Linked DNA regions of Homo sapiens: regions 1 and 2 are each linked to region 3. The links are chromatin loops, found by intact Hi-C in ENCODE. Cell type or tissue: HCT116. All regions are shown on one strand. Links, peaks and the distances in the headings refer to the core of each region. The heading gives the core; the rest is flanking DNA. Region 1 overlaps RASGEF1A (RasGEF domain family member 1A). Region 2 overlaps RASGEF1A (RasGEF domain family member 1A). Region 3 overlaps ZNF487 (zinc finger protein 487).

Evidence for each region. A loop is a pair of places that touch in the nucleus more often than their neighbours do. Peaks named below come from ENCODE experiments on the same cell type or tissue, not always from the same donor. Only the 100,000 strongest peaks of a DNase experiment are listed, where the experiment ranks them.
Region 1: it touches region 3 in a loop (8-fold over the local background); 6 of 110 quality-filtered maps call a loop at or near these places.
Region 2: a loop joins it to region 3, with 8 times the contacts of the local background. A loop is called at or near these places in 27 of 110 quality-filtered maps.

Annotation. Positions count from the first base shown.
Region 1 is chr10:43,217,252-43,225,813 of GRCh38, reverse strand. All of the region lies in intron 1 of RASGEF1A (RasGEF domain family member 1A), which reads left to right. Among named protein-coding and RNA genes, the nearest start is that of RASGEF1A, 46 kb to the left of the region's middle. RefSeq lists an enhancer at 7,992-8,562. In HCT116, for the core only: a CTCF peak has its summit at 4,252 (motif pointing left); no DNase peak of the experiment used is centred there.
Region 2 is chr10:43,197,792-43,204,216 of GRCh38, reverse strand. It overlaps RASGEF1A (RasGEF domain family member 1A), which reads left to right. Exons shown (of 13, transcript NM_145313.4): 3 at 797-919; 4 at 2,272-2,409; 5 at 3,329-3,550; 6 at 3,961-4,035; 7 at 4,449-4,541; 8 at 5,023-5,125; 9 at 5,205-5,284; 10 at 6,022-6,213. Among named protein-coding and RNA genes, the nearest start is that of CSGALNACT2, 63 kb to the right of the region's middle. RefSeq lists silencers at 236-405, 956-1,015, 1,056-1,295, 1,426-1,475, 1,816-2,005 and an enhancer at 2,269-2,770. In HCT116, for the core only: CTCF peaks have their summits at 79 and 1,910; DNase peaks (open chromatin) are centred at 366 and 1,876; H3K4me3 peaks cover 2,203 bases; H3K27ac peaks cover 1,394 bases.
Region 3 is chr10:43,458,201-43,466,762 of GRCh38, reverse strand. The region is part of intron 1 of ZNF487 (zinc finger protein 487); the gene reads right to left. Among named protein-coding and RNA genes, the nearest start is that of ZNF487, 25 kb to the right of the region's middle. RefSeq lists enhancers at 1,863-2,526, 8,265-8,562. In HCT116, for the core only: a CTCF peak has its summit at 4,684 (motif pointing right); a DNase peak (open chromatin) is centred at 4,702; H3K27ac peaks cover 618 bases.

The DNA of each region.
Region 1 (8,562 bases), core at 1,350-6,349, 240 kb after region 3:
TCCCTGGGGCCACATACAACAGATGTCCTTAAAACAGGGACTGGCATGTTCCTAGAGTGCCCAGCCTGAGGGGGCAGTGGTGTGGTGTTTTGGGTGGGTGACCAGGAAAAGTGGCTTCAGGGTAGCTGAGCTGGTTGGCAGAGCAGGCCCACTGTGGACATCGTGTTCCTGGGGGATGGTAGTGGAGCTTAGAGAGCTGAGAGATCCGTGGACACACACACACACACACACACACACCCATACACAGACACCCACACACAGAGACACACATAGGTGCACACAGACACAGAGACACACAGACACACAGAGACATGCAGAGACACAGACACAGAGACACGCAGGCACACAGACACAGAGACACACAAACACAGACACATACAGAGACACAGACACAGAGACACATGCAGGCACACACACAGACACAGACACATGCAGAGACACAGACGTAGAGAGACACACAGACACATGCAGAGACACAGACACAGAGACACAGACACACAGACACACACAAAGACACAGACACACAGAAACACACAGACACAGAGACCCCCCCCCCACAGACCCCCACACACAGACATGCACACACACACAGACACATGCAGGCACATGCACACACACAGACACAGAGACACACACAGACACAGAGACACAAAGACACACACACAGACACATACAGAGACACAGACACACATAGACACATGCAGGCACACACACGCAGAAACAGAGACACACTAACACAGAGAAACACAGACACACAGACATATGCAGAGACACACAGACACATACAGAGACACACAGACACACCTCCCCTACTGCCACTGGTGTGAGCATCTCTGTAACAGCTCCACACAGACTTATGGGCAGACACATATGCCCAGGGGAGGTAGATAAGTAAGCTATTGATTTTTTAAAAGTTTATGTTAGGTAATTGATTATTGATACCTTACTAGTTTGAACAGATTTTTAGTTTGGCTTCCTGGAAAATCCAAGAAATTAATTATATTACTTACACATAAGGAACAGCCAACTTCTTTATTTCTAATGTATCTTTAGTTTTCTTATCTTATTATGTTTTCTAAAAGGTGCAAAGTAACATTAAATAATAGCAGTTGTCTTTGGCTTGATCTTCATTTTAATGAGGAGGCTTTTCATGTTTTACTAAGTCTGAAACTGGCCCATATTTCCAATAGGTATTCGTCATCAAGGACAGTGTGCTGGAATCCTACATTAATTGCCAAGAGTGCACACCAGGAATGGATATTCAGTTTCATCAAAGGCTTTCCTATATCTAGCAAAATCATCAAATGCCTTTCCTCCTTGGACCTATTAATGTGTTGACTTATTAACTCTTCTGAGCTAAATCATCCTCTTGTTCCTGGAATAAAGCCCACTGGGTCAGGCTCTATTGTGCTTAAAAATGCTGCTGAGTTCATTTTACTGATGTGTTGCTATGTTGCTGAGGGTATTTTTCACTATTTTCAGAGGTAAGAATTTATGCATACTTTTCTACTAGGAGACATATTTGTCACATTTATAAATCATGCTATTTTAGCTTTATAAAATGAATAGGAAGGCTTTTCAATATGAATTGTGTAGTTGAAATAGTTTATATATCATATAAAATTATCTTATCCTCAAAGGCTTGAAATAATTCATTTTAGAAACTATTTCAGCCAGGGCTTTCTTTTATTTTTTCCAGAGGCTTAGTTGGCTCTCAACTTAATTTGTACTATGGTTATTGGTCTTTTTGGGTTCTAAACAGTTTTACTCTATTTTTGGTTACTTATATTTTCTAGATAATATAAGTAACCATTAAAAGTTCTTGCAGATCATTTACCACAGATTTAGGTAGTTGTTTGTTTTAAACTTTCTTCTACATATCTGGAGTTAGATTCCCTTTTTTCATGCCCAATGTATTTTTCATGTCCTTCCTTTCTTCCTTCTTCTCTCCCTCCCTTTCTTTTTTAAAATAAATTTTTATAATTTTTTTAAAGAAATAGAGACAGGTTCTCACTAGAGCCCCCCAAAGTGCTGGGATTACAGGCATGATCCAGGGTGCCTGGCCCTCCCTCCCTTTCTTCTTTCCTTTTGTTGATTAGAATTGCAAGAGGGTTATCCTTGAAATCTGTGTTTTCAAAGAATCAGCTCTTGAAGTTTATAAGGAGTTCTACTCTATTCTTTGATTAAGTCATCTAATTTGCTTTTTAGTAGTTTCTTCTTCCAGTTTGTTTCACTGTTTTGTTGAGAAGCTCTTTTTTAAGCTTTTTGAATCAAGTGCTTAGTGTTTACTTCAATACATTATTGAAGTCTATGAACTTTTCTGTGAGTACAGCTTTGGCCATATCAAATTCGATACAGAGTTTTCCTATAAAGGTTATTTTTCTGACATCTGTAATTGGAATTTGAATCTTTAACACAGGTGTGATTTAGGGATTTTTTTTATGAAGTGGGTATTTTGTTTATCAGTTATATATTAATATCCAACTATAGTACATTGTGCTTATGTCATTCTCTCACCTGCACACTTCTATTTGGGGACTTTACTGGGTTTCATTGGTGGTATAACATACGACCATGTGGCAGAGACTCTGGACAGTAGAATGTGCCTTTCTGTTTCTAGACACAGTTTTTCACATATCTTGGTCCCCTGTCCAGAGAGCATGCACTGCAATATTTTCATCCCTTGGGCATCTACCACTTGCTGGGCAATTTCTGGTTGTGAATCTAGCATGAAGAGGTGCTCACTGTGTTTCCTGGGCATAGCTTTGTGTTCTTGGGAGTTTACCTCTAATAGGGTTATAAAAAAAAAACCAATAAAGTGTTTTTCTTACTCTCCACTCTCAGCCATTTAGCACAACATTCTAATACCAGATTCTCTAACATTAAGACAGCAGCTGGGTGCCCTGTAATTCAATTTGGACAATATTGGAGGCGAAGTCAGATCTCACAGGTTGAGAGCTTGGTCCCACAAGGCTGTCCCCCTCCCTCGACTTCAGATGCCATTTGCAAGTCTCAGGTTGTGGCCTGTGCTTCTGACCCACCCAGCAAATCACCACTCCTGGGACTCCTTTCTCAGATTCAATTAATTTGCTAGAGCAGCTCACATAATTCAGGGAAGCACTTGCTTCCATTTACCCACTTACTATGCAGGTTTTTACAGTGGTCACAGATGAACAGTAAGAGGAAGGGATGCTCAGGGCAAGGCATGTGAGAAGGGGCGTGGAGCTTCCCTGTCCTCCCAGGCACTGCACTCCAGGGCCCTCCACCTGCTTGCCTACGCAGAAGCTCTGAAGCCGCTCCTTTTGGGATTTTGTGGAGGCTTCATTATGTGGGTGTGACTGACTGAATCATTGGCCATTGGTGATGGACCCAACCTTCAGCCTCTCTCTTGTCCCTAGAGCTGGGGGTGGGAGTGAAAGTCCCCACCCTTTCATCACATGGTTGGTTCCCCTGACAACCAGCCCCCAGCCAGGCTGTCCAGAAGTCCATCAGCACACAGAAGACACTTACCACTTTGGAGATTCTGAGAGTGTTAGGAGGGTGTGCTGGGAAAAAAGACAGCGTCATGCACCACATAGTGGTCCCCTGAGATTCATAATATGATATTGTCACTGTGCTTTTTCTATGTTTAGCTGTAGAAATCCTTACCGTTGTGTTACAGTTGCCTCCAGTATATTCAGTGCAGTCACACACTGTGCAGGTTGGGATCCCGGGAGCAATAGGCTGTACCACGGAGCCTGGGTGTGTAGTGGGCTGTGCCATCCTGGTCTGTGTAAGTCACTCTGGGGTTTGCACAACGACGAAATCGCCTAAGATGCATTTCTCAGGAGGTATCCCCGTCGCGAATGGACGCATGACTGTATGTGCCCGGGCCACACGGACAGGAAGGGCCAACTTGCAGGCAGGAGGCCTGGGCGGCTTCCAGCTGTGCCCTGTCCTCAGCCCCACACCTGTATCTCATCTGGGAAGTGGAGAGCAGGGCCTCAGAGGCCCCCAGATGGTGTCACAGGGCCCAGCAGGTGGGAGGCCCTCTGCCTACGCCACTCATTGGTGGTGAGGCTTGTGGGCAGTTTTGCAGGGGCTAGAATGCAGCACGGGCCCCTTGGACCCTGGCCTGATTTCCCCCACCCCACCTCGCTGCCCTGCGCTTGCAGCCTAACCTGCAAATGCAGCAGGGGCAGCTCCTCCTGGGTCAGGCCCTGTCCATCCCACAGGCCTGGCTGGCTCCCCCTGCTGTCACCTCACACCATTCTCCTTCTCCGGAGCCCTGTGCTGGTTGCCCTGGGTAGCACATCAGACAGGGTTCCAATCCCAGCTCCACCAGTTTCCCAGACTGGCGCTGGTGACTGAGGCCCTTTGGGCCTCTGTTCCTTCATCTGGAGAAGGGGGGAGCAGCAGGAGGGCCACCCTGGGGAGGCATGGAGACGGCTGTGTCTGGCTTAGGTTCGAATCAGCCTGGTGGCACTAACTGATGTGGGGAGGTTTCAGGATGACTCAGCAGCCAATTAAATGCTTACAAATTCATGGTTTATTGGGACGTTTTCACACCCCAACAATCATGCAAATATATTCCACACACCCAGGCAGTCATAAGAGAGGCGGGAGCGAACCACAGTGTCGGGGGATGGGGAGACCAGCTGCTGATTGCCCAGGGTCCAAGTTCCTTCAGAGCAGAGGGACCGCAGACCCCCGGGTGGAGGGATGGGATCACTCCTCTTCTCCCAGCAGGGCGTCTGGTGGCCTCCAATGGAAAAGAGGCTTCGGAGTTCTCGAGGGCAGTGCTTCTGCAGGTGTCTTGGTCATGAGCAGCTTCTTTGTATTTATGGCCCTCCGCAGGAGTGTCCCTGGCCATCATCTTCAGGTGCCTTTTGACATCACTTTCTTGTTGGGTCTCAGGGATGCCTGGCCACAGCAGATATCATCTGATCATTGCAGTCCACCACACCTATGCTAATCACTCTGAGGGCTCAGCAACTTCACTCTAAGCTGAGTTACTTGTCATAAGTACTCCCCCCCCTTTTTTTTTTTTAAGACAGAGTCTTGTTCTGTCACACAGGCTGGAGTGCAGTGGCGTGATCTCAGCTCACTGCAACGTCCACCTCCCAGGTTCAAGCAATTCTCATGCCTCAGCCTCTGGAGTAGCTGAGATTACAGGTGTGCACCACCGTGCCTGGCTAATTTTTTGTACTTTTAATAGAGATGGGGTTTCACCATGTTGGTCGGGCTGGTCTTGAACTCCTGACCTCAAGTGATCTGCCTGCCTTGGCCTCCCATCGTGTTGAGATTACAGGAGTGAGCCACCACACCCGGTGAGATAGGGTCTTGCTCTGTTGCCCAGGCTCTGTCACCCAGGGATGCAGTGGTATGATCTTGGCACACTGCATCCTTTACCTCCTGGGCTCAAGCAATCCCCCTACCTCAGCCTCCTGAGTAGCTGGGATTACAGGTGTATGCCACTGCCCCTGGCTAATTTTTCTGTAGAGACAGGGATCTCCCTATGTTGCCCAGGCTGGTCTTGAACTCCTGGGCTCAAGCGATCCTCCACCTCGGCTTCCTAAAGTGCCAGGATTACAGGTGTGAGCCATTGTGCCTGGCCGTTTATTTTGAGACCCTAAGGACCACAACACATTATTACACATTCCTGTGCACTGGTACTCTTGGGGCTGGTCAGTGTCTAACCACCGGTTACCAGCCCCCAGGGCCAGGGGACAGACGCACAGCATGTGACAGAAGAGCTGCCTGTGTCCACGGCATGGGGGTGGCAGTCAGGACGTGTGTCTGGGTGCTGTTTCCCAGAGGCTGCCAGACTGAGCATGCCCATGGCTCTGTGACCCAGCAGGGGGCTGGGTGCCCCCTTCCCCTACCCCCATGACTGGCCCAGAGAGAGCTCCCTGCTCCCACAGCCATCTGCCAGGAGGACAATTCAAGTGAGGGAAATGGATTTTTATTTGTTTTGGAACACAAAGGAAAAATCTTTGCTCAGCGTAATTAGTTATCATTTAAAAGTAAAAGAACCATATGTCTTTTATTCCATATCCCAGCACCCTAGGTGGCTGTAGAGGGCGGAGGTGCAGCTCACCCGGGACAGGTCTGTGTGTGGCCTACGCGGCTGGCCATCCCTTCCTGCCTCTGGAGGCCCTCAGCCCTGACCCTGCCCGCTCACTGTCCCTCTCTCTTGGTCATGGGCTGCTGCTTCGGGGCTGACTCCAGGGCTGGCTGGATGTGGGCAGTGTGCCCGGGTGGGCCTGGGCAGGACAGATTGCTGGTGCCTTCCTACTGGAGCCAGCAGGCGCCCTGGCCACTGCCCAGAACTGATGAGCAGCAGGACACCCTGCTCTGTCCTGTCATCATCAGTGGACAACCCATCTAGGACAGGGACCCCAGAGGGGTGATTTCACTTGGGGTGGAATCTGCACACTGCTTCCCAGCCCCCTCCTCCGTGGCACCCTAGGGGTCTCCCTGGAAAGGACAGAACTGGCTACCAAGGTTGCGTGAGTTTGCACATGACCCCATCCAAGCCTGTGCCCAGCTCTGTCCCTGGGAGGCACAGGGCTGCCCACCCATCTACAGGAGGCTCTCGTTACCCCTGCAGAATCTGATGGCGTTGGCCGAAGAGGGAGCGAGGCCAAGGGGAGGGGGGAGCAGGGCTCCCCAGGCGGCTGGAGTGGGAGGCCAGGCTGCCAGCGCCTGCCGGGAAAGGGCAGGGATTCTCTGAAGTCCCACCTGCTGCATCCTTGGGCCTCTTGAGTCTCAAGAATGGAATGGTTCTTGGTGGACAATGATGTTCTATGCCCTGAGCAGGCCCAGAAGAAGCTGACTGGACAGAAAGGGAAAAGGGAGAGGCAGAAACCCAGACTGGGCAGAATCTGAGGAGCGTGAAGAGGAGACGACCAGATTCCTTCAGTCAATTCAAATTGTATTGGGTAATAGAAGGGAATTCAGAAGGAAAAAATGAATCATGTGTCTGTAACAAAGCTTTAATTATCCGCGTCGCGCCTGTGGCCAGGCCTCTGGAGCGGGCGCCCTGTGAGGCGCTGTCGTGCTGGTTCCCATGGCAGCCGCCTCCTTGTTGGAGTCCGGCCTGAGGCCCTTGGCCAGGCCCTGAGACTGCCCTGGCCAGCCCGGAAGGTTCACAAAGGTAAATCCGGCCCTTCTTCGCAGTACTTGAAGTTTGGCTTATGTGAAACAGCGTGGCCCCTGCCCTCTGATGCCTGCCTGGCCTGGAGGATGGAGAGGCAGGGGCTGCAGGGAGTTCCCTGCCCTGCTGCAGGAATGGGGCCAGCATGTGCTCCCAAGGACTGTGCTGCTGCAGAGGGAACAAGGGTTGAGAGAGAGGAGGGTGAGGACTGGAGAGCCTGACCTGCAGGGGAGTGTCACCCCCAACGCCCCCCATCCCTAGACCAGAGCCAGCTCTGAGTCCCCCATGCCTGGGACAGGACAGTGCAACCAGGTCAACGGGTCCACCTGCCTAGAAGCAGGAGGCAGCTTCTCCTCACTTGTTGCTGTCTGCAGCAGGTGCACTGGCTGTCCCTTGCATGGGAGGTGAGAAGGACCCAGAAGTGGGATGAGGGAGGGGGCAGCACCAGCTCCCAAGAGCTGTGTGTCTAGGGAGGCAGCTGGGAAACCTATAGGACCGCTAGTGCTCTGCAGTGCCGATGCCATCAGAACCCACCAGGCATTGAGCCTGTCCTGAGCTTTGTGGCTTCACTTAGTGCTCACGGTCGCCTGGGAAGCAGGTGCTGGAGGTGGCATCTCACAGAGGAGGGTGCCGGCTCCCAGCTGGGGTGGGGCCCACTCCCTTCCCATTGGACGCCCAGCCCATGCCTAGATCCAGCCTGGGCCTGCAGCTGCCCCCTGCCCATCTGCTGTGCATGGCCTCAGCAGATGGGACAAGGGCTCCCTGGAGTTAAGGGAGACACGTTTCAGCTCAGTCAGGACAGTCTGAGAGCTGGGATTTGGGGATGGGGAGGACATCTGAGTGTTGGCTGGGTGGTTGGGGGAGAACCCTTCCTGCCCTGGGTCAGGGAGTAGGAGGTGGATGCAGCCCGGTTGTGGGAAGGGGCTCTGATGTGGCGCACCTGCTGTTGAGGGCAGGCCTGGGGCCAACCTGGGCAGAGTCAGAGTCCTGGCTCTAGTCCCTCTAGCAGGCACTAGAATCTCAGAAATGGTGGAGACTAAGCCCCAGACTCTCCCAGGCAGGTGTCACTTGCCTGCACATTGTGGATAGATGACGTCCAGAGGGGTTGGGCAATGGCCGGTCACCCGGCCTTCTTCCACAGAGCTGGGAGGACCTAGGTGTGGTAGAGGGGCTGGGCAGTGGCTGGTCACCCAGCCTTCTTCCACAGAGCTGGGAGGGCCTAGGTGCAGTGGGGATGGAGGCGCTGAGGCGGGTCGTCCAGCGCCTGGGACTGCAGCACCAGCTTGGAGAGAGCACTGTAGCCCTGGCGTGGGAAGAGGGAGCATGAGCGAGGGACACATGTCACCAGGACAGGGGTGTTAGAGAAATGGGAGCCAAAGGGGGATGGAAGGACTGGGGGCTGCCTGGGGCAGGCACTCCTCCTC
Region 2 (6,425 bases), core at 1-5,000, 260 kb after region 3:
CACGTGGGGCAGAGTCCCTCTAGGAAGCCCTAGGCAGTCTCCTCAACCTGCAAGTCTACCCTGTCCACAAGCAGGAGCTAGAGTGAAGTTCCCACAGACATTGACCCTCATTAGACAAAAGGCCCAAGAACCCAGCCCACGAGGATCTCGATGGAAGGCACGTGGATGTGGTATGGAGGGGCCCTGCTCTGGCAGTCAGGGTCTAGGCCCAGAGCTGGTCAGAGAGTGCAGGGGCCCCCACCAGCATTGCCCCTGAGGCCCCGCCCCTGCTGATGGGGCCCCGCCCCTGCTGATGGGGCCCCGCCCCTGCTGATGAGGCCCCGCCCCATGGATCAGCCCTGCTCCCGACAGGCCCCGCTCCTGTGCCAACCTCCCTGCATCCCCCACCCTCCCCACCGCTGACCTCCAGCTCGGCCCACGAGGATCTGAAACAGCAGCTGGCTTGCATCCTGGCGCAGCGAGCACCATGGAGCCCTACCAACGTCCCAGGCTGGGGTTAGCCCTATGGTGGCGTGGGGCAGAGAGGGGGAGAATCCCAGCGGAGGAAGACTGCTAGGAGGCCTGGGAGAGCTGCTGGGAGGCGGGGCTCGAGCCGTGCCTCCTAGGTAGGCAGGGCCGGGGTAGCAGTAAGAGGAGGAAGGGCCTGCAAGGCGAAGGGAACCGGGCAGGTGAAGGCATGGCCTCGGGACCGGCGGTGCTGGGCCTGGGAGGCAGCCGGGCCAGGTGAAGCAGCGCGGTGAGCCCCCGGGGGCCTGCCTCACCCTCCCTCCGCCCTCTCTCCGTCTCCTGCCTTCAGAGGACGTACATCTTCACCTTTCTCCTGAGCTCCCGGGTCTTTATGCCCCCTCATGACCTGCTGGCCCGCGTGGGGCAGATCTGCGTGGAGCAGAAGCAGCAGCTGGAAGCCGGGCCTGAAAAGGTGAGGCGGGGCCTGGCTGGGGCACGGGCGGGGGCAGGGGGCAGGAGGCGAGGTCAAGGCTAGGGGCTGGAGGCATGGGGCGGGGTTCACGGTAGAGCTGGGGGATGGGGTCAGGGCTAGAGTTGGGGCTTGGCCTGGCTGGGACTGTGGGATGGGGTCCAGGGTGGGGCCAGGGGGTGGGGTCAGGGCTAGGGTTGAGGCGTGGCCTGGCTGGGGCAGGGTCGGGGTCAAGGCTAGGGTTGGGCGTGGCCTAGCTGGGGCTGCAGGGTGGGGTCCAGGGTGGGACCAGGGGGCGGGGTCATGGCTAGGGTTGGGGCGTGGCCTGGCTGGGGCTGTGGGGTCTCGGGGCAGGGTCAGTGCTAGGGTTAGGCATGGCCTGGCTGGGCTGGTGGGGCCTGGGGGCGGGGTCAGGGCTAGGGTTGGGGCGTGGCCTGGCTGGGGCTGTGGGGCGGGTCTGAGTTGGGGCGTGACGCCACACCAGGCTGGGGTGAGGTCTGGGCTGGAGCTGTGGGTTGGGTCCGGGTTAGGGGCGTGGTGGGAGCGGGTGGTGGGGGGCCTAGGCTGGCAACGTGGGCGGAATCCGCTGGTTTGGAGGCTGTGCGGCGTGGGCGAAGAAAGCTGCAGAGTTGCGGGCTGGGTGGTGCGGGGGCCGGGGGCGGGGTCCAGCGGTCTGAGTGGGGCTGGTGTGGGCTGGCGCGGAGTCTTGGCTGGCGCAGGAGGGGCTTGGCCTGTGGTGCGTTCTGGGGGATTGGAGGATGGGGGCGCGGCGCCTGAGCATCGGGCACAGTCCCCTCTCCCCGGGGGCAGAGGCCGCGCGGGCATCTTCCGAGAGGGTCGGAGTCGTTTCAGCCAAGAGGGCCAGTCCCCATGCCCTAGGCCCTGTGCTGGGTGGGGTCGTGCATGCCTGTGGACTAGGGCGCGGGAGCGCGTCGCCTCCCCTCGGGGTCACACCCCTTTCAGCGCTGTCGCCCTTTCAACCACAGGGGGCAGACGGGAGCTCTCCTCTAACTGGATGGCTTGGCTTGGGTTATTTTACTGTATTGCTTTTATGGGTAACTTCTAATTATAGCAAATGGAATTAGTTTTTTGTCACCTTAGAGATGGGGTGGGTTTTTTTAATATAAGTTTATTTAAGTGAAAAAGAAAGTCAACTTAAGGGGAAGGAAGAAGGAACCAAACAGGAGTCATGTGGCGGTTCAGGTTTGGCCAAACCGCAGGTGGCACGCAGTTGGGGGCTGTGCCCAGCACAGGGCCTGGGGTGTGGCTTGGGGATGTGGGAAGCTTGCACCATTTGCCATCTAGTACCCTACTCTGCCCTGTGGGGCCTTACTCTGTATCCCCTGCTGCCCCAGGCCAAGCTGAAGTCTTTCTCAGCCAAGATCGTGCAGCTCCTGAAGGAGTGGACCGAGGCCTTCCCCTATGACTTCCAGGATGAGAAGGCCATGGCCGAGCTGAAAGCCATCACACACCGTGTCACCCAGTGTGATGAGGTGAGTGCTCCCTGGGCTCTGGCCAGGGTCTTTGGGTGTGTGCCAGGGTCTGCCCTCGGGAGGGTGGGGGCTTCGGGGACAACTCTGTATGTGGTCCCCTTCCATGTTACTCCCCCAGGAGGGTTGCTGGCTGGCCCCATTCAACCTCCCTTCCCCCAGATGACAGCTCAGCTGGCCAGCAGTGGGCCAGGGTCACCCATGATACTGCAAGCAGGGACCTTGCAGCCCGGTTGCGGGCCTGGCAATCATTGTCTCAACCCTCTCCTGGCCCTTGCTGTCCTTGTCCCTGGAGTGGGAGCCTATTGAGAGTTTGTAAGGCTCTGCCTGTCTTGGATTAGTGAGAGGAGGTGGGGGTAAGGCTTTAAACCGGTCTCCCATTTTTCAAATGTCTTCACCTTTGCCTTTGGTGGAGAGAGAACTGGAGATGCCTGGGCCAACTGGGCCTCCACAGTGGAAGCATTCCCTGTGCTTAGCAGCTCCTGTTCACCCCGAGTACTCCAGGAGGAGCCAGGGACCCCAGGCTGCTCCCAACTAGGGGGCAGAGACTCCTGGCTTTGGCAGAAGCCTTTCCCATGCCTTAAACTGTTCTATGGGCTGCTCCTGCTTCAGGAAGCAGCTCAGTGGGCCGCCTCTGAAAAAGCCATGCTTTTCAGACCCAGAAGCTCAGTCTTGAGCCTGTCTCTGCCCTTAGCCTCGTCCTGCAGCAGGACAGCCCACTGAGACCCCTCCTCAGCAGTCCTCAGAGGAGCCCATGCTGTGCCCCACTTTGTCCTTGAAGGCCTGAAGGCTGCGGTTTAGATAGGGGCTGTGGGCTCACGTTGGTTAGGCACATCCCTGGAGGTGAGATGGATCCTACCCACAGTGGTGGTGGCCTTGCTGCCAGCCCATGCTGGCACCCTTATTGCCCTTGACCCCACAGGAGAATGGCACAGTGAAGAAGGCCATTGCCCAGATGACACAGAGCCTGTTGCTGTCCTTGGCTGCCCGGAGCCAGCTCCAGGAACTGCGAGAGAAGCTCCGGCCACCGGCTGTAGACAAGGGGCCCATCCTCAAGACCAAGCCACCAGCCGCCCAGAAGGACATCCTGGGCGTGTGCTGCGACCCCCTGGTGCTGGCCCAGCAGCTGACTCACATTGAGCTGGTCAGTGCTGCCTTATGCCCTGACTGGGGGTGGGGGCTGTGGGACCACAGTGCCTCTTTCAGCACAGCACTTCAGGCCCCTGCTAGTCACACTGAGCCATCAGGGAAGTGCGCTTGCCAGCCCTGACTGCCACACTTCATGCCAGATGTGTGTCCGTCTGAGTGGCGGGCACCTCTGTGCCTGGCACTCACGTCCTCAGGAACACAGCAGTGCTGTGTCAGTGGGAGGAGCTGGAGCAGTGTCGTCCTGCAGTGGGGACTGCAGTGGCCCTAGGATGGAGGACTGGCCTGGGAGGAGGTGAAGGTCCTGTGCCCTGGGCAGCTCCTCCTCTCCCTGTCCGCATGCCTATGCAGTGCTGTCCCTTCTCCAGGGGAAGCTTGTCACCTTCCCTTTGCTATCTTCCACCCCAGGACAGGGTCAGCAGCATTTACCCTGAGGACTTGATGCAGATCGTCAGCCACATGGACTCCTTGGACAACCACAGGGTAAGTGGGCCAAGGCCTGTGGCACCCCTGCCAGCCCTGTCTGCCCAGCACTTGCGCTCCATGCAGGGTGGGTGTGGGCCTCACTCAGCACGCCCCGAGCGTCTCCGGAGTGCTGGGCCATGAGCCCCGATGGATGTGGCACTGGACCTCCTAGCACCTGCTTCAAGAGGCAGCACCTGCTCCAAGATGGCTGTGCTGGTCATGGATGATGAATGCTGGGAGAGGTCACAGATTTGGGCCAGGGAGCCAGCCTGGCCTGCCAGCCCTGCACTGGGCAGCAAGGAGCACGCAGGCATGATTGAGGCTGCTGCGGTGCAGGCTGAGCCATAGCTGGGGACCAGGGCCAGCTGTGGGGACTAAGTTGTCCAGCCATGGTCCTCCAGGCCCCCTATGACCTGCTGTGTCCTTTCCAGTGCCGAGGGGACCTGACCAAGACCTACAGCCTGGAGGCCTATGACAACTGGTTCAACTGCCTGAGCATGCTGGTGGCCACTGAGGTGTGCCGGGTAAGTGCCCATGGCAGACATGGTGGGGTGGCTGCCATGCCCACACCCAGTGAGACCCTGATCTTGCCCCAGGAATTAGATGATGGAACTTTAAGAGTGAATGCACAAAGTCCCTGTTGCATTGTCAGGGCCTTGGTGGTCCCCCAACCCCGACATACAGCGATTCCTTCAATGACAACAGACACCCCATCCGTGGAGTGCTCCCCTTGTGCCCAGCACCATTTTTCTTGCCTGTGTGAGGCTTTGCCAGCCCTCACAGCCCTCTGGGGCAGATGGTGCCTTCCCTTTGATGACTGAGGAGCCTGAGCATAGGCCGTGCACATGTCTGGACCTCCCAGACGCAGCCATGGACCTGGATCAGCCCGCTGTGGCCAGAAGCTAAGTCCCGAGGTCCTCCCTGCCCCTCTGTTCCTCTGCCCGGCGGCCCCAGCTCCTGCTGTCCCCCGGCAGCGCCATGCTGAGGTCACCTGCCACCTTCCAGGTGGTGAAGAAGAAACACCGGACCCGCATGTTGGAGTTCTTCATTGATGTGGCCCGGGAGTGCTTCAACATCGGGAACTTCAACTCCATGATGGCCATCATCTGTGAGTGACTGGGCACCCAGGGTGGGGCTGCTGCATGGCCCACCCCCCCGGCCCTGACCCTACCTGCTGTCCTCTGCAGCTGGCATGAACCTCAGTCCTGTGGCAAGGCTGAAGAAAACTTGGTCCAAGGTCAAGACAGCCAAGTTTGATGTCTTGGAGGTAGGCACCTGAGCCCCGTCACAGCTGCGAGCTGCACCCATTTCGTCCCGCAATGGCCCGAAGGGGGCCCTGACAGTGGGGGTGGGGGGCTGCCCTCCTCTCCCTGGGGCTAGCACCTACAGTGCTGGCTGAGCTGGCCTGGCATGTTCGTCCTCCAGCAGTGGGGACTTAAGTTGTCCTCGGTTACTTCAGGCAGACCCGGCATCACCTAAGGCGAGTTCCAGAGTGGAATGCGGTTAAGCAAGAGTTTGACAAGAGTGGGGTTGTGTTGGAAGACACTGCCTTTTCCTTGGTCAGTGTCTCCAGGTCCTGGCTGGTCTAGATGGCCCAGAGGCTGGCAGACAGGGTCACCTGCAGCCTTCCTCAGATGTGTTTGACCACAGAGTCCATTTTTGCAAAGCATGTGTCTTGTGGAGCTGGTCAGGTCTGGGAGGTGTTGATCTAAGTAGAGGAGCAAAGGGAAGTCTTGAAGGAAGGAGGGCGAGGGTCAGGCCTGGCAGGCAGGGCAGTGACACTTCTGTGGCTTTCCAGAGGATGCCAGGACCTGAACTCAGAAGCCCTGGCCCCAGGGCTCAGCCAGGCACCCTTGGGCGTCCCCTCCCCCGTGCTAACTCCCAGGCTGCCCAGGGGCCAGGTGCCTTCTCTGTCTGCTGCCTCCTGCTCTGCAGAGGGGCATCTGGAGCAGGTCGGAGGGGCATGGGGCTGTGATGCTCACCAGGTCCTCCCTGTGCCCACAGCATCACATGGACCCGTCCAGCAACTTCTGCAACTACCGTACAGCCCTGCAGGGGGCCACGCAGAGGTCCCAGATGGCCAACAGCAGCCGTGAAAAGATCGTCATCCCTGTGTTCAACCTCTTCGTTAAGGACATCTACTTCCTGCACAAAATCCATACCAACCACCTGCCCAACGGGCACATTAACTTTAAGGTGAGCTCATCCCAGCACAGGGCAGGCCAGGCGGAAACTGTCTGAGCTACTGGAGCCGCCAGGCATTAGCCCTGGGTCGGGATCTGTGGGTTTCCTGAGCCCTGCCTGAGGTTCACAAGGGCCTTCAAGACTGAAAGCCTCATAGTGGGTCACGGGGTGCTGTTTGACTGCAAGGTATGAGGTGCGCCTGCCGGTACTTCTGGGTGGATGGC
Region 3 (8,562 bases), core at 2,157-7,156:
TGAAAGAAATATTTTTTCTGAACATTAGGACTCAATAATTTGTTTAAAATAATCAGTAAACCAGCTGGGCATGGTGGCTCACGCCTGTAATCCCAGCACTATGGGATGCCGAGGCGGGTGGATCACAAGGTCAGGAGTTGGAGACCAGCCTGACAAACATGGTGAAACCCCGTCTCTACTAATAATACAAAAATTAGCTGGGTGTGGTGGTGCGCACCTGTAATCCCAGCTACTCAGGAGGCTGAGGCAGGAGAATCAATTGAACCCAGGAGGCGGAGGTTGCAGTGAGCTGAGATCACACCACTGTACTCCAGCCTGGGTGACAAAGCAAGACTCCATCTCAAAAAAAAAAAAAAGAAAGAAAGAAAAAAAGAAAAGAAAACAAAAATTCAGTAAACCATGCTATAAACAAATATGCCAGCCAGGCACAGTGGCTCATGCCTGTAATCCTAGTACTTTGGGAGGCTGAGACGGGTAGATCACCTGAGATCAGGAGTTGGAGACCAGCCTGGCCAACATGGTGAAACCCTGTCTCTACTAAAAATACAAACAAGCTCCAGCTCCCTCTCCCTCTCCCTCTCTTTCCACGGTCTCCCTCTGATGCCGAGCCGAAGCTGGACTGTACTGCTGCCATCTCGGCTCACTGCAACCTCCCTGCCTGATTCTCCTGCTTCAGCCTGCCGAGTGCCTGTGATTGCAGGCGCGCACCGCCACGCCTGACTGGTTTTCGTATTTTTTTGGTGGAGACGGGGTTTCGCTGGGTTGGCCGGGCTGGTCTCCAGCTCCTAACTGCGAGTGATCCCCCAGCCTCGGCCTCCCGAGGTGCCGGGATTGCAGACAGAGTCTCGTTCACTCAGTGCTCAATGGTGCCCAGGCTGGAGTGCAGTGGCGTGATCTCGGCTCGCTACAACCTCCACATCCCAGCCGCCTGCCTTGGCCTCCCAAAGTGCCGAGATTGCAGCCTCTGCTCGGCGGCCACCCCATCTGGGAAGTGAGGAGCGTCTCTGCCTGGCCGCCCATCGTCTGGGATGTGAGGAGCCCCTCTGCCTGGCTGCCCAGTCTGGAAAGTGAGGAGCGTCTCTGCCCGCCCGCCATCCCATCTAGGAAGTGAGGAGCGCCTCTTCCCGGCTGCCATCCCATCTAGGAAGTGAGGAGCGTCTCTGCCCGGCCGCCCATCATCTGAGTTGTGGGGAGCACCTCTGCCCCGCCGCCCCGTCAGGGATGTGAGGAGCGCCTCTGCCCGGCCACGACCCCGTCTGGGAGGTGAGGAGCGTCTCTGCCCGGCCGCCCCGTCTGAGAAGCGAGGAGACCCTCTGCCCGGCAGCTGCCCCATCTGAGAAGTGAGGAGCCCCTCCGCCCGGCAGCCGCCCCGTCTGAGAAGTGAGGAGCCCCTCCGCCCGGCAGCCACCCCGTCTGGGAAGTGAGGAGCGTCTCCGCCCGGCAGCCACCCGGTCCGGGAGGGAGGTGGGGATCAGCCCCCGCCAGGCCAGCCGCCCCGTCCGGGAGGGAGGTGAGGGGATCAGCCCCCCACCCAGCCAGCCGCCCCGTCCAGGAGGGAGGTGGGGGGGTCAGCCCCCCGCCCGGCCAGCCGCCCCTTCCGGGAGGGAGGTGGGCGGGTCAGCCCCCCGCCCGGCCAGCCGCCCCATCCGGGAGGGAGGTGGGGGGGTCAGCCCCCCGCCCGGCCAGCCGCCCCGGGAGGGAGGTGGGGGGGGTCAGCCCCCCGCCCGGCCAGCCGCCCCGTCCGGGAGGGAGGTGGGGGGGTCAGCCCCCGCCCAGCCAGCCGCCCCATCCGGGAGGTGAGGGGCGCCTCTGCCCGGCCGCCCCTACTGGGAAGTGAGGAGCCCCTCTGCCCGGCCACCACCCCGTCTGGGAGGTGTACCCAACAGCTCATTAAGAACGGGCCATGATGACGATGGCGGTTTTGTGGAATAGAAAAGGGGGAAAGGTGGGGAAAAGATTGAGAAATTGGATGGTTGCTGTGTCTGTGTAGAAAGAAGTAGACATGGCAGACTTTTCATTTTGTTCTGTACTAAGAAGAATTCTGCCTTGGGATCCTGTTGATCTATGACCTTACCCCCAACCCTGTGCTCTCTGAAACATGTGCTGTGTCAACTCAGGGTTAAATGGATTAAGGGCGGTGCAAGATGTGCTTTGTTAAACAGATGCTTGAAGGCAGCATGCTCATCAAGAGTCATCACCACTCCCTAATCTCAAGTACCCAGGGACACAAACACTGCGGAAGGCCGCAGGGTCCTCTGCCTAGGAAAACCAGAGACCTTTGTTCACTTGTTTATCTGCTGACCTTCCCTCCACTATTGTCCTATGACCCTGCCAAATCCCCCTCTGCGAGAAACACCCAAGAATGATCAATAAAAAAAAATAATAATAATAAATAAAATAAAAATACAAACAATTAGCCGGGCATGGTGGCACACACCTGTAATCCCAGCTACCCAGGAGGCTGAGACAGAAGAATCACTTGAACCAGGAGGCAGAGGTTTCAGTGAGCCAAGATCATGCCACTGCACTCCAGCCTGGGTGACACAGTGAGACGTTGTCTCAAAACAAAAAAAAAAAAAAGAAAAAAAAAGTTTTCCTTTGCATTTACATTTGGGCTGTTCGGCACAAGAGGCCTAATTTAGGCCTGTCTTGGCTTTTGATATATGCCTTCCTCATTAAGCTTAAGTATTTCTAGCTTCTGATTTAAAGTGAGAGATGTATGACTCTTCCTCTCACTGGAACACTGAGAGGCCACTGCAGGGTAGTTACCTACCCTAATTTCAATATTGTTGTGTCTCAAGGAATAGGGAGGCCAGAGGAAAGGGAGAGAGAAAGGGGAACAGCCAGTCAGTGAAGCAGTCAGAACACAGGCAACATTTGTTAATTTTAACCATCTTATATACGGTCAAAACAATTACAATAATAATAACAGAAATCACAGATCACAGATTGCCATAATAGATAATAAAAAAAAGTCTGAAATAGGGCAAGAATTACCAAAATGTGACCCAGAGACACAACATGAGCACATGCTAAAAAAAAAAAAAAAAGAAAGAAAGAAAAACAGTTGTGAGGCTAGGTGAGGTGGCTCGTGCCTACAGTCCCAGAGCTCTGGGGGACCAAGGTGGGATGGGAAGATCACTTGATGCCAGGAGTTCAAGACCAACCTGGGCAACATAGTGAGACCAAGTTTCCACCAAAAAAAAAAAATTTTTTTTTTTTTTCGAGACAGTGTTTCACTCTGAAACCCAGACTGCAATGCAGTGGCATGATCTCGGCTCACTGCAACCTTAGCCTCCCGGGTTCAAGCAATTTTCCTGCCTCAGCCTCCCGAGTAGCTGGGACTACAAGTGTGCACCACCACGCCTGGCTAATTTTTATATTTTTAGTAGAGACAGGGTTTCGCCATGTTGGCCAGGCTGGTCTCAAACTAATGACCTCAGGTGATCCACCTGCCTCGGCTTCCCAAAGTGCTGGGATTACAGGCATGAGCCATCCGCCTGGCCCAAAAAGAAAATTTTTTTTTTTGAGATGGAGTTTTGCTCTTGTTGCCCAGGCTGGATTGCAATGGCGTGAACTCGGCTCACCGCAACCTCTGCCTCCTGGGTTCAAGCAATTCTCCTGCCACAGCCTCCCGAGCAGCTGGGATTACAGGCATGTACCACCTCACCCAGCTAATTTTGTATTTTTAGTAGAGACAGGGTTTCTCCATGTTGGTCAGGCTGGTCTCAAACTCCCGACCTCAGTTGATCCACCCGCCTTGGCATCCCCAAGTGCTGGGATTACAGACATGAGCCACCGCACCTGGCCAAAAAAAATTTTTTAATTAGCCAGGCATAGCCAGGCATGGCTGTGGTCCCAGCTACTCAGGGGGCTGAGGCAGGAGGATCCCCTGAGTCGAAGAGTTCAAGGTTACAATGAGCTAAGATCATGCCACTGCACTCCAGCCTGGGTGACAACATGAGACCCCTATCTCTATTTATAAAAAAAAAAAGAAAGAAAAAAAAAAGGCCGGATGCAGTGGCTCATGCCTGTAATCCCAGCACTTCAAGAAGCTGAGGCAGGTGGATCACGAGGTCAAGAGATCGTGACCATCCTGGCCAACATGGTGAAACCCCACCTCTACTAAAAATACAAAAATTAGCTGGGTATGGTGGTGCACACCTGTAGTCCCAGCTACTCAGGAGGCTGAGGCAGAAGAGTCGCTTGAACCCAGGAGGCCAAGGTTGCAGTGAGCTGAGATCACGCCACTGCACTCCAGCCTGGTGACAGAGGGAGACTCTGTCTCAAAAAAAAAAAAAAAAATGTTGTCTACAGATTTGCTCAATGCCGGGTTTCCACAAACTTTTAATTGTTAAAAAAAGAAAAAAGAAAAAAGAAAAAAAAGCACAATATCTGCAAAGTACATTAAAGCAAGGGACAATAAAACGAGGTGTGCCTGTAATCAATGATTACGTGGCTAGAAAGCCACGTAAGAGGGTTCAGGCATAGTAGTTCAACCCTACAATCCCAGCACTTCGGGAGGCAGAGGTTGCAGTAATCTGGGGTCGTGCCACTGCACTCCAGCCTGGGCAACAGAGCAAGACTCCATCTCAAAAACAAACAAACAGAAAGAGTAATTCACTAGATAATTTTTAAAAAAGAAAGTCATGTTAAGAGGAAGACTGAAGATTTCACCACTAGAGGTCACTGCTGACCTTAACTAAAAGGACTGGGATAGAATTAAGGCTTTGAGTTCACTACAGACCAACCTTGGAGATAAAGAGACAAAAAGCAAAGTAAACTGTGAACAATTTTTGGTCTGAATGGGGTTATGTGAACTAGTGTGTGTGAGACATAGCTTTGCCCTGGAACAAACACACCTGCCACCCACCTGGGGATGACAAATGACAAGGTAGAAACAAACAACTAGGACTTGTATCAAGTTCTAAAGGATAATTTCCCTAATATAAAGAAATTAAATCTATAATTTTAAAATTATTCATAAAGAAAAGCCAGACCCTAGAAAAATTCACTGCTGTAATTTTACAAGCAATTAAGGAATAAATAGCACCAATCTTACACAAGCACTCATGGAGAATAAAGAGAAAACACTAAACATGTTTTCTGAAACAGGCATAAAATTGATATAAACCTAACAAAGGCCGGGGGCAGTGGCTCATACCTGTAATCCCGATGTTTTGGGAGGCCAAGACAGGAGGATCACTTGAGCCCAGGAGTTCAAGACCAGCCTGGGCAACATAGCAAAACACCATCTCTAAAAAAAATACAAAAAAGTAACCAGGCATTATGGTACATGCCTGTAGTCCCAGCTACTCAGGAGGCTGAGATCAGAAGATTGCTTGAGCCCAGGAGTTCAAGGGAGAGGTGAGTTATGATCATCACACCACTGCGCTCCAGCCTGGGTGACAGAGCAAGACCTTGTCTCAAAAAAAAAAAAAAAAAACAAAAGACTGGGCCGGGCATGTTGGCTCACGCCTGTAATCCCAACACTTTGGGAGGCCAAGGCAGGCAGATCACCTGAGGTCAGAAGTTTGAGACCAGCCTGACAAACATGATGAAACCCCATCTCTACTATAAATACAAAAATTAGCCGGGTGTGGTGGCTAACGCCTATAATCCTAGCTACTCAGGAGGCTAAGGCAGGGGAATCGCTTGAACTGGGGAGGTGGAGGTTGCAGTGAGCCGAGATCACGCCATTGCACTCCAGCCTGGGCGATGAGAGCGAAACTCTGTCTCAAAAAAAAAAAAAATTAAGATATTAGAAGAGGCCGGGTGTGATAGCTCACGCCTGTTATCCCAGCACTTTGGGAGACCAAGGTGGTGTTAGATCACTTGAGGCCAGGAGTTCAAGACCAGCCAGGCCAATATGGTGAAACCCTGTCTCTCTAAAAATACAAAAATTAGCCAGTCCTGGTGGTGCCTGCCTGTAATCCCAGATACTTGGGAGGCAGAGGCACAAGAATCGCTTGAACTCGGGAGGCAAAGGTTGCAGTAAGCTGAGATAGGGCCACTACACTCCAGACTAGGCATTAGAGTGAGACTCTTTCTCAAAAAAAAAAAAAGACTTTTAAGAAAGGAAAATAACAGCCAGGCATGGTGGCTCATACCTGTAGTCTCAACACTTTGGGAGGCTGAGGCGGGTGGCATCTGAGGTCAGGAGTTCAAGACCAGCCTGGTCAAGATGGTGAAACCCCATATCTACTAAAAATACAAAAAATTAGCTGGGCATGGTGGCAGACACCTGTAATCTCAGCTACTCAGGAGGCTGAGGTATGAGAATCGCTTGAACCCGGGAGGCAGAGGTTGCCATGAACTGAGATCATGCCACTGCACTCCAGCCTGGGCGACAACTTGGTCTCAAAAAAAAAAAAAAAAAAAAGAAAGAAAGAAAACAACAGACTCTTTCAGGAACAAAGACACAAAAATATCTAACAATTTGTCATGGAATATATTTTAAAAGGATAAAGCAACAATATGACTTTGTTCCTGGAAAATAGGCTGATTTAACATTTGAAAATCAAAACATTAATAAAATTAACTCAATCCATAGGTTAATATCAATCAATCCACTGAAAAAGAATAAAACAATATAATCATCTCAATAATAATTAAATTCATTCTTCTGGTCTATTAGCTAAAAAAATAATAATAATTCAACGGCCGGGCACGGTGGCTCATGCCTATAATCCCAGTACTTTGGGAGGCCAAGGCGGGCAGATCATGAGGTCAGGAGATCGAGACCATCCTGGCTGACACGGTGAAACCCTGTCTCTAACTAAAAATACAAAAAATTAGCTGGGCGTGGTGGCAGGCGCCTGTAGTCCCAGCTACTCGGGAGGCTGAGGCAGGAGAATGGCGTGAACCCAGGAGACAGAGCTTGCAGTGAGCTGAGATTGAGCCACTGCACTCCAGCCTGGACGACAGAGCGAGACTCCATCTCAGAAAATAATAATAATAATAATAATAATAATAATAATAATAATAATAATAAACTCACAGCCTGAGCAACACGGCAAAACCCTGTCTGTACAAAAAATAAACAAATTAGCCAGGCATTGTGCTGTGCACCTGCAGTTCCAGCTACCTGGGAGACTGAAGTCAGAGTTACCTGCAGTGAGCTGTGATCGCAACACTGCACTCCAGACTGCGTGACAGAGTGAGACCTGACTTAAAAATTTTTTTTTAAAAGTTCAATACCCACTGGATGATAAAAAGTCTCAGCAAACCAAGGGCCAGGTGCAGTGGCTCACGCCTGTAATCCCAGCATTTGGGGAGTCCAAGGTGGGTGGATCACCTGAGGTCAGGAGTTCGAGACCAGCCTGGCCAACATGGCAAAACCCTGTCTCTACTAAAAGTACAAAAACTAGCCAGGTGTGGTAGCATACACCTGTAGTCCCGGCTACTTGGGAGGCTGAGGCAGGAGGATCACTTGAACCTGGGAGGCGGAGGATGAAGTGAGCCAAGACCATGCCACTGCACTCTAGCCTGGGAGACAAAGTGAGACTACACCTAAAAAAAGAAAGAAAGAAAGAAAGAAAAAGACTGGATACCTTGGGAACAGCAATAATGAGAGGCAGGAAGAGGAAGAAGACTTCACGGACAAGACAGAAAAGAAATAATTACAGAGGAAGGACTAGATCAGAAACCAACTGAGAAGACATTTTAGGGAGATTAAACATGAGCATCAACTGGACAGAATGCTCAATTAAGGCAAGCACTAAAGTATCCATGACATTTGGATACCCCTACCAGGCAGATCCAGCAAGTCATGTTGTTCAAAATAAGAAAGGGAAATGTGGAGATACTTGCCAGAAAATACAGCTTTAACCTTGCTGTTGTACAATCTACACATACATTTAAGGAGTGTATCTGAAGGTGACATAATCCATTCTTTCATGCAGCTATCCCAGCTTCTATGCCTGGATCAAGCAGGACCATCAGAAAGAGGTCTATGGGACCAAGGTGCCTCCATCCCTAGAAATGTACTGACTGAGTACTCGACCCACACGAAGTACTCAATTACAAGCAGCAGACTGCACTGATTTCTGGTACTCACTGAAAGACTGAAGACTCTCTACTAAGTCATCTACAGGAAGACCGGAAAAACAATGTTTTTTAGACTTCAATGCCAAGAACTGTTTTTTGTTTTTTGTTTTTTGTTTTTAAGGGGCTTTCCAGGGTGAAAGGAAAATAAATCTTGGGGCACCAAAATCACTAAGCTAAAGAGAAAAGTCAAGCTGGGAACTGCTAAGGGCAAACCTGCATCTCACTCTATTTAAAGTTACCCCTCTGCTCACTAAGATAAATGCAAAGCTGATTGCCTCCTTTGAAGAGGCTAATTAGCAACTCAAAAGAATGCAACTATTTGTCTCTTCTGTACCTAAGACCCCGGAAGCCACCTGCCCTTCAAGTTGTCCCACCTTTGATTCCAGTTGTCCTGCCTTTCCGGACTGAACCAATGTTCATCTTACATATATTGATGTCTCATGTCTCCCTAAAATGTACGAAACCAAAGTGTGCTCTGCCCACATTGGCGCATGTCATCAGCACCTCCTGAGG